Linked DNA regions of Homo sapiens: region 2 is linked to region 1. The links are chromatin loops, found by intact Hi-C in ENCODE. Cell type or tissue: OCI-LY7. All regions are shown on one strand.

Evidence for each region. A loop is a pair of places that touch in the nucleus more often than their neighbours do. Peaks named below come from ENCODE experiments on the same cell type or tissue, not always from the same donor. Only the 100,000 strongest peaks of a DNase experiment are listed, where the experiment ranks them.
Region 2: a loop joins it to region 1, with 6 times the contacts of the local background. A loop is called at or near these places in 2 of 110 quality-filtered maps.

The regions. Positions count from the first base shown.
Region 1 is chr22:23,034,063-23,039,062 of GRCh38, forward strand. No RefSeq gene overlaps it. Among named protein-coding and RNA genes, the nearest start is that of GNAZ, 34 kb to the right of the region's middle. In OCI-LY7, a CTCF peak has its summit at 1,888; DNase peaks (open chromatin) are centred at 749, 1,079, 2,049, 2,779 and 2 weaker places; H3K4me3 peaks cover 3,671 bases; H3K27ac peaks cover 5,000 bases.
Region 2 is chr22:23,110,276-23,115,275 of GRCh38, forward strand. The region is part of intron 4 of RSPH14 (radial spoke head 14 homolog); the gene reads right to left. All of the region lies in intron 2 of GNAZ (G protein subunit alpha z), which reads left to right. Among named protein-coding and RNA genes, the nearest start is that of RSPH14, 29 kb to the right of the region's middle. RefSeq lists an enhancer at 2,509-3,412. In OCI-LY7, a CTCF peak has its summit at 2,987; a DNase peak (open chromatin) is centred at 2,906.

The DNA of each region.
Region 1 (5,000 bases):
GCCCCTCGAGCTGCATGGAGAACAGCAACGGCCCTTTGCTCATCTGCAGCTTACAGCACTGTCTCCACTTCATCTTGATGCTGCTCCTGGTCAGTCTCAGCATGCTAGGGATCTCCTTACTCACAGACCCAACTCCTGATAACCAAGTAATTGCTACTAGGTAGGGTGCTCTGGGGTGGACCCTAATAGCACTTTGGAAGGCCGAGGCAGGCGGATCACCTGAGGTCAGGAGTTCGAGATCAGCCTGGCTAACATGGAGAAACCCCATCTCTACTAAAAATACAAAAGTAGCCAGGTGTGGTGGTGCCTGCCTGTGATCCCAGCTACTCGGGAGGCTGAGGCAGGAGAATCACTTGAACCTGGGAGGCAGAGATTGCGGTGGGCCGAGATCACGCCATTGCACTCCAGCCTGGGCAACAGGAGCGAAACTCCATCTAAAAAAAAAAAAAATAGGGGAATTCCTGCATTCTCTTTGGAAAGAGGAGGGCTGGGGGTGGCACTGGAGTGAATTAGAAATAGGAGGGTAACCCTGGAAGGGCCCGGCTTAATGAAACAAAGCTGAACTCACCTAATGCTCTGCAGTGATCTGTCAATTAGGTGTTCATTTAGATAGAGAAGTTTGGCTTTTAAAATGCAAATTTTCTTTGGAAGTATTAAGTTCACCAACCTCAGTATGCATTAATGCAATCAGGGCAATCCCAGCTGCTACCCACCCAGGGGGAATTAAGCCAATGGCAAGGGGGAGGGGTGGTGTTGTGGGCAGCTGCCTACAGCCTTCTCCTCATGAGCCATTTCTTACCTCCCAGGAGGCAGGTGTCAGTCACCCCTGTTTTGAATATTTATTACAAAGTCTGGGTTCAGAGAAATTAAGTAATTTCTCCAAGGTAACAAAACTACTAAGTGTCAGGCCTGGGCCCCAACCTGGCTCCAGAACTCATGCTGGCTCCACCAGGTTGTTATAAGTTTAGATAAGTGTGAACAGGGCAGGAGAGGGCTCTCCCCTACCCACTAGAAATGTCAGGTGATGGTTCAGCAGTTATCACATTGCCTCTCTAAAAATGATAACGCAACAGCACCAGAGAGAGGCCATTTCCTGATGTTCCACACCTGTTAACAGCAAAATGTTAATTGAATGCAGGCCCCAGGGAGAAGCAACTTCCTGGGCATGCAAGTTAGGAGACAAAAATGGTGAAGTATGATCTTCCGGGGGCACACGCCACTGGAAAAAGAAAGAAAGCCTCAGACGGGCGTGCATATAACTCCCTAAACACAGTGCGCATGCTCAATTCCAAAGGCTAAGGAAAGCACTGCGCATGCGGAAAGCCCGCCCGAAGGGCAGAATCATGGGAAAGAGGCAAGCTCATAAAAGTCCTAGGATCATGGTTAAATGGGGCACTTGACCTTCTCTCTTTAACCTTCACATGTCCTCCTGGGTCTCTTCCAAGCACCCCTTCCTTTCTTTCCTGTTCTAAGGCCTTTTAAAATAAACTTCCACTCCTGTTCTGGAACTTGCCTCAGTCTCTCTTTCTGCTTTATGTCTCTCAGTCAAATCCTTTCTTCTGAGAAGGCAAAGACTGAAGTTGCTACAGACCCATATGGATAGGCCACCAGTAACTTGGGGTAACTCGGATCCCTTCCATCGGTAACAAAGTCACCCACTTTGCCAACTTAGCAGGACAGGGACTTGGCCCCAACAGAAAGCAGCAGGAGAGAGGGTCCTGAGGGTTCAGCCAGCAAGCAACAGGGTCTGAGGTTCAGGGAGGACCGCAGAAGGGACTGGGGACAGAAGACCTGTACCTTTCTACCAGCTTCACCCAGGGTCTGGATAAAAACTGGCACTTGGAAGACTGCAAGCCCCAGGGTCCCCCAGCTCCATCGTGGGGATTTTCCCTCTGGCCACCCCATTTTTCTGCTCAGCATTTTCCATTTGGTTCATTCCTCTCTTGCACACATAGCCCTGCTGGAAGAGGGGCAAAGCACATGGGGAAAGGAGCTGGCTGCTCACACCCCACGTGATTGCCACCTGCATCAGTGACACACATGGGAGACTTCCCTGCTCCTGGCACTTTGAGAAGCTGGGGGTGGGTGACTTTCTATTTCCTGTTGCTCAGGGTCTCATCCGTTTTCTGTATTCTTTTCTGCTGTTCTCTTACTCTCAACTTCTTGATGTTGCTCACTTCTTGTTTAGTCAGCCACACATTTTTTTGAGTGTTTCCTACCTGCCTGGCTCTAGAGAACACAAAGAAAGTAGCTGCTGAAGCCAGGCACGGTGGCTCACGCCTGTAATCCCAGCACTTTGGGAGGCCAAGGTGGGCAGATCACGAGGTCAGGAGATCGAGACCATCCTAGCTAACATGGTGAAACCCTGTGTCTGCTAAAAATACAAAAAAAATTAGCTGTGCATGGTGGCACGTGCCTGTAGTCCCAGCTACTCAGGAGGCTGAGGCAGGAGAATCGCTTGAACCCGGGAGGCGGAGGTTGCAGTGAGCCGAGATTGTGCCACGGCACTCCAGACTGGGTGACAGACTGAGATTCTGTCTCAAAAAAAAAAAAAAGAAAAGAAAAGAAAAAAGAAAGTAGCTGCTGAAAGAGGAAGGGGAGAGGAAGATAAAAATGAGTGTTTATGGGTCAGTGACAACGTGCCAGGCCCTGGTCCACTGTGCATGGCACCTCTGCTCACCACTGTCAGGGAAGGATGACTCTGTCCCCGACTCAACGCAAGCTCAGAAGCCCACAGGCACTGTGCAACCCTTGGCCCTGGCTCTTCCAGTGACCTCATCCACAGGAAGCTGATTGTGTCCTTGAGAAGGCAAAATGTGCACATATGGCATCACCAGGAAGCAATTAAAGGCTAAGCTGAGTCTCTGTCATCAACACAGCAGAATCTGAGTCCCAGAATTCTAGTCTGAGAGGTGGGGCTCAGGCTGGGGAGGCAGCACAGCCCAGCAGGGCTCCTAAACATCCCTGCCATGGTTTAGCAGGAGAGAGTGTGGGCCAGAGCTTCAAATACCCTCCACTGAGGCTGGGGTAACAGGTTCCAATGTATCTACTCTCCTGATCCCAGCCCTTAAAACAAAACAAAACCACAACAATCAGCTGGGTTTTGTTACTTCCCCAAGTTCGCAGATATGTTTTTAGGAAGAGGAAAAAATGACAGACCAGAAGGGAAAGGGAGTGCCCCCCTTAGGGTCCGCAAAGGTGCAGCTGAACTAGGCCCTAGGCCCAGGTGCTGGCTCTTCTGGACTGAGCTAGCACCGTCTCTGATGCCCATAGAGGGCTCTGGAATGAAAGCAGCTCTGGGGCTGCCCTGTCCTGTGCATCCACATGACAGAGCTTCTCCCAGCACCACCATCAGAAGTAGACCCCAGCGTGATGGGCAGCTGCTCCCCATATGAAGAGGTTCACATTCCTGCACCCTCAGACGGGGAAAGAGCTCTGAGCTTATTGCCTCCAACTCCTGCCTCACAGCTGAGGGACACTGAGCCCCACAGCAGTGTGTCACCCTTTGCCAAGGTCACACACCACAGGGTGCCAGAGCCAGAACAAACTCCAGGGTCCTGATTCCTACACTTTCCCATCCACATTCCATCTTGTGTTGGAGTCTAACAACCAGATCTCTTTTCAGTCCTTTGAGATCCTGGTGTCCAGCTGTGGGCCAAGGTACTGTGTGGTCTTCATGGCAGGGTCCCAGGTGGTGACGCACCCCTCTCCTCCCTCCATGGCTCCACCAGCTCTGTTGGAGTTTATGCATCAGCCAAGAGGAAACGGTAGATCAGGATGCAGAGACACAGGGGAGCAGAATCCCCATCCCCGCAGCACAGCCAGATGAGAGGAGGTTCCAAAGTCCTGTGTGCAGTACTCAGCACCCCTTGGCCCCACACTCTGCACCCTCAGAAATGTCCCTCCAGGCAGGGGCCCAGGCATTCACTTGTCCTGAGACACCTCATGGGGGTGTTCAGGGCAAGTGGAGGCACCTATGAGACAGCCAGGTGGAACCATCTGGGCTGGTGGGACGGGCATGGGAGAGGACAGAAAATGCACTGGTAGGCTCCCAGAGGTGCATATAAGGGAAACACAAGGGGTACGAGGGCCACCCCATGGGAAGTGGAAGAGACAGTGCAGGGGCAGAAAAGCAGAAGTACTTTGTTTCCTGGAAATGTTTTAGGGAGGGGGAGGTGGTGAGGATCCATTGAGGGAAATGCTGATGGCTGAAGAAAGATGAGGCCTGATGACTGGTAGTTGGGTTCCTACACATGGAGACCACGTTGTGCCCCACAGGAGCAATCTGGTGGTGTGGTGTCGGGGAGGGTGGAGGAATTGGGTTACAGAGCCTGTGCAGGGATTTGGAACCAGAGGGCTCCTCAGAACGGGAGAAGGAGATGGTCTGTAAGGACCTGTTCGACTCCAGTGAGGGTATGAGGGACAGTGAGGGAGGAAAGCAGTCCCACATAGGAGGACGCCCAGAGTGGGGAAGCAGGTCTTGGGGAGAGCTAGGTTTCAGTCCGAGCGAGAAGGGAGAGGATGTTCCAGGAACAGGCTGAGACCCTGGGGCCTCCAGAAGGCTTGAAAGAAAGGTTTCAGCAGATGGGGTCAGAAAAGGAGTGTTCAGGGCCATAGGGGGAGGGTGACCTGAGCTTCTTGCAGTCCCTGACGCAAACAGGGATAAAGGACATAATGAGATTAGTCCTGAATCTGAGGCAGAGAGTGATGAGGAGACTGTGAGTTTGCGGGAGGGAGGGGAGGGCCTGGCTGGGAGAAGGCTGGGTTCTAGGTTCCCTATAGTCCTGCCAGAGAAAGTCAGAGCCCAGAGAGTCAATGGCTCCCTCCTGACACCTGCACAGGGAAGTGTACACCTGGCCAGGGTGGGTGCTCTGTAGACTGCTGTGGGGTGAGGGAGCAGCTTCTCCTGGGCATAGGACTCAAGGCACCTGCAGGATGCAGGGCTCCAGGCTCCCTCAGTGCCTGCTGATGGCTCTCCTCTGAGAGGGGGTAAACTGGCT
Region 2 (5,000 bases), 76 kb after region 1:
CAGGAGCCTCTCACAGTCACTTCTCGGAGGTGAACAGAACTGGAGGGCATCACGGCAGCCCCCACACAAGAGGAAGTCCAGACTGACGAGGCCACAGGGTGACAAGAGCGAGCCACGTTCTGGGGCCCTCCCACCAGGAGGCCCACCCCACCCATGGTGCTCCAGCCAGGAACAGGTCACCAGAGGTCCTCCCCTCTCCCCTGCCCACTGCCCTGTCTCTCAGGGCACAGCAAGGCAGGTCCTTAAAGAGACAGAGGGAGAGCAGGGTACCCTCGCTACCAGAGACCCTCTCCCACCACCTGAGCAGATGGGCAGTAGACAGTGTTTGGCCAACCAGGCTGTGTGCCCCTGTGGGCACCTGCCCCAGCTCAAGGGTCAGCAGCTTCACCTGCCACTGGTCTGCTGTGGTGTGAGACTCTGAGGGTGAGGGTGTCCACCCTGGTTGTCATAGAAACAGCAGTGCGTCTGCAGAGAGTTCATGCCAAGCTCAGCAGAGGGAGGAAGCAGCTGGCCTGGGAGGCAGCTGTTGTCATTGACTCCTGAGAGCTCAGTGTTGGGAAGGACCCAAGGGCCCACCACACTCTGAGGCTGGCGAGCACACGGGGCAACTCAGGCCTCCCTGCCCACCATCTTTCTTTGGGCAGCTGCACCATGTTGTCTGTCCTCTTGTCCACTTGGGGTCAGCGACGATTCCATCTAGGTGCTGGGTGAACCAAGCACAGGGGTGCTGCCTCAGAGCCACTTCGAATGAGGGGGTAGGATAGCACTGGGATTCCAGCAGGCGATCATCATTTGCTGGGGGGCCTGCGCGCCTTCCCTGTGAGCGTGAGCAGGAATGACTCATGCCTCCTCCACCTGCTCTCACACTGAGCCTCTGCCGGGGAGTGGCCTCACTGTCTGCCTGGTTTTTGTCTGTCTGCCCCTTTGTCTCCCAGTCCCATTACCTGTCATGCATCCTAAGCTCCTGAGGACAGAGAAGGTGGAGAGTAGCAGAGCCAGAGAGGCTCTCCTGTGACGTGGCTGGCTCTGTACCGAGCAGGGGGTGCGGCCACAAATCTCCAAGCCCAGGCCAGGGGAGAGAGGCAAGCGCACTGGACTCGGTTCCGCCTAGTGGCAAAGAGGCCCAGAAAAGTCTCAAGTGCTTGGGACAGGGCCCCATCTGCATGTGATGTGTTGGGGCCTCTGGAAACGGAGATGCCAAGGCAGTCTTCTCTGAGGTCAGTGGTGATGCCAGAGAGGTGAGGCTCAGGCCATTGCCAGCTGCACCAGAGACACCAAAGCACTCCAGGGTCCCCCAAGGTCACTTTAGTAGAACCCAGTGACCATCTTGGACAAACAGCTTATTTTACTGAGGCAGGAGCTGCGGCCCAGAGCAGAAGTGACATGCCCAGGGTCTCACTGCAGTTTGGTGGGAGAATTAGGTTTCAGAACACAAGACAGCCAGTACCTCCCAGGCCCCTTCCTCAGGGAGCCAGCAGGGTCGTGGGCAAGCGGCCAGGCTCCACAGGGCAAGCCCCTTTGGACTTAACCCTGTTTGTGACAGCCCTGGTCCCTGACAGTCCTCAGATCCCGGTGGCAGTGGGCAGTGGGCTGTCTGAAACCAAGGTGCTCCTTATTTCCAAACCAGAGGTGTCTGATCACAGAGTGTGTCACTAGGAGCATGTTCTGAGAAGCCAGGGAGCCTGGTGCCCAGGTTCCCATCCTTAGACCAGTCCTCTGTCCCTTGCAGCCTTAGTCTCATCCACAGCAAGACTGGAGCCTTGGGGGTAACCAGGAAAGGACAGGCACTGCCCCTGGCATTCATGCAGGGACCAGGAGGGCCAGAACACAGGCACCCTCAGCCTCCTGTCTTCACCCCGCAGCCCAAAGGAGGGCTGCCTGACCTCCGGGCCTCACTTCTCTCCCAGCACCAAGAAAGAGGTTCCCAGCTGCATTTCTGGTTTCTGAGGGGCCCTTCTGCTTCCCCAGCTGCCACAGCCCCAGGCCCTGCCTGGGGGTCTCTGGAGGAAGCAGAAGAGGCATCCTTCGGCCCCGCCCCAAGCACACCAGGCTCTAGGGCCCAGTGCTCACCAGGCCGTTTGCTCTTTGCCTCCCAAGACCGTGGGAGGTCCAGGGACCTGGTCAGTGGCAATGCCTTCCACCAGGTACATGGTTGAAGAGGTGCGGGGAGCATGCCAGGGTGCAGCCAGGAGGCCAGATGACCACAACCAGGGGTATGACAGCCCTGGACACAGCAGGTCTGTGGCCACGGCAGGAGGGCGAGATGGACACTTAGCAGGAGGCTGGGCTGAGCTCCTGGTGGAGTCAGGGTGGGACTGTGGCAGGGAGACCCCCTTCTCCAGCAAGGACAGGGCCACTTCCTGAGAAATGGAGCATCGGACAAACACCAGCGGGGTGGGAATGGCAAGTGCTCAAGGTAAGCACGATGCAGCTGCGACCTGTAGACTGGCTGCAATGGGGAGCCTGGCCAGGAGAAGCCAGAGACGGACACCAAGGTCAGATCCTGAAGCACAGAAGACCCTCAGTGGGGATAGGGACCTGGCTGCAGGGAGCAAGGTGGCCAGTGTGGACCCATCAGGAAGGCAGGGGCCTGGTCTGGGGACCCCACAGCTCCAGCTGGGCAGAGCTACCCCATGCTGTGCTGTGCCATGGAATACCAGCCAAGAGACCAGGAGCAGGGAGCGTTCTGATAGGAACATCCAGCTTTCAGGTCTGACGTGGCCCATTTTACCAGAAGAAGGGGACCTGCTCTGAGCATAGCAGCCCCCTCTGCCTGGAACCTCACAGGGCTCACCTCCAGGCTAGCACCCTGCCCCTGCGGCTGACCCTGGCCAGGAAGACACATGTTAGACAGCTGGCTGGACTTGGTGCCTGCTGTGGCTGCAACTCCCCTGGGAAGACAGCTGAGTGTTCTGACGTTGGCTAAACTGCATCTTTACAACAGCTGGGGCCCCAGCGCCACCTGGCCCTGTGCCCAGGCAAGGCCCTGCTGGTCCCAGCATCCTTCTCTCCCACAGATCTTACCCCGGCTCCCACCCCAGCACTCTGGCCAGCACCGCCTCCCTGTTTCATAGTCCCATCAACCCCTCACACACTGGCTCCCAGCTGCTGCCACCACCTTGAGCTGTCTCGGATAGCCTCCTGCCCATACCCCTTTGGCCTGAGGGTAGATGTAGGCCAAGAGCTTGCACCTACAAGCTTCCCCAAAAGGGAAGTGAACTCAGGAATTCCTGATGAGGATTCCAGGACTGGCTGGGGAAGCACGGGGTTGCAAGCGAATAAGCTATTTCCTTTGCGACTGATACCATCCTTGGAGTGGATTTCCTCTGGTGCCTTCCCTGTTCCACAGCTGCAGAGGCATCTAGCACAGGGGGCCAACACCACAGGCCCCTCCACTCGGTACACCTGCCAGGACCTCGGCGCATCATCAGATGGTGGGGCCCACTCGCCCTCTCCCCACTAGAGAAGTCTGGGAATGCCTGTGTCCCAGACCCCCTCGGCAGCACTCAGGATGGCCCAGGCAGGTTGCAGAGGCTCCTGCCCACCAGGCCTGTCACACAGAGCTCTGGGAAATGGAGATGGGCAGTCAGTGCCAGCCAAGGGCAGGCACCCGCTACCGATGGAGGCATGTTGGTCACTGTGTCAGCAGTGCCCCATGTCCCTCCAGCCACACCCTGCCCAGCAGACAGGCAGCCCCACCAAGGTGTCCCCAAGCTTCCACCACAAAGGGAGGCCCAGAGGGGTGAGAGGCTTGGCCGGTACTTTGTGAAAGGTGACAGCATGAAGCTCATCTCTGTATGAAACCTCTGCCTCGGCCCCTCAGTCAGGGTGCTGCCCTCAGAGCCTGGTACTCGGTGGCCCTGGTCAGGCCTGGTGGCTCAGCTGCAGGCTGGGTGGCCGCAGGGCTGGCCTGTCCATGGTGAATGGAGCGCATTCATGTCTACAACCCCGCCCCACAGCTCTGCTCTCGGCGTGAAAAAGCTGAATTCACGGTTCGGATGAACACTCCCAGCTTTTCTACAGTGGGCTGACTTGAGCTTCTCAGTCTGTAACAGAACTGAGGACTTGCTCTACAGATGAGGAAACTGAGGCCCAGGGTGGGACAGACCGGCCCCGGCCCCACCCTTCCCAGCAATGCGGCTGCATCCCCATGCCTCTGTGCCTCTGCCAGCCCCTCCTGCAATGCCTTCCCTTCCCCTCAGCCCCCAGAGGTCCAGTCAAAACGTCCTGCTCTTGTATTACCCCTCGCCCCCTGCATTCCTGTGGTGTGTCACCTGTCAGAGTTGTAGCTGGCCAGCACTATCTGCAGCAGTGCCAGCTGCTCACAGTCACTTGTGCCTGGGTGTGGGGACTAAGCTGTCCATGTGTATCCCACATCAGCCCTCAGCCCCCTCACGAGGGAAGTATGCTTACATATTCTGTGTGTGTGTGGTTATTTTTTTGGAGGGGGGACAGGTTCAGAACAGCTGGCAGAGCAGGAGGTTGGGCCTGCATTGGCCACTCCGCAGCTGCCACACCGGCTCCAGCATTCCCTCCTGCCTGTCCTCACCCACCTTGTTGAGAGCAAGGCTGTCTGCTTGCCTCCATCCCTCACACAAGAGCACCTGGAGAGCCTCTGCCCAGGGAGGTGAGGAAAGGGAGAGGGCAGTGGGGACTGCCATGAAGGCATCTCAGAAGCTGGCAGGGCTGGGGGTTCCAGGTCATCTGTGTCCCAGGGATGATGCTGGTTCCAGGAAGAGCTGAAACCTTAATGTCACGTGCATTTTATGTGAGGTTTGAGGCCCCTAGTTGGGCCAGCTGGCCTTGCTCTGTGCTGTGGCCACAGCAAACTGCATGGGGTCCTGTGGAGTAAGGGACCTAGTGGAGAGTGAGTGGACAGGGAGACCAGATGGGTCAGTACAGAGCCTTCCCCAGCCATGTGGCCATATCACACTGGCATCACCCACCTATTCCCCAATACAACACAGTCCGGGGGCCCCTCACCTGGCTGAGGTATGTGA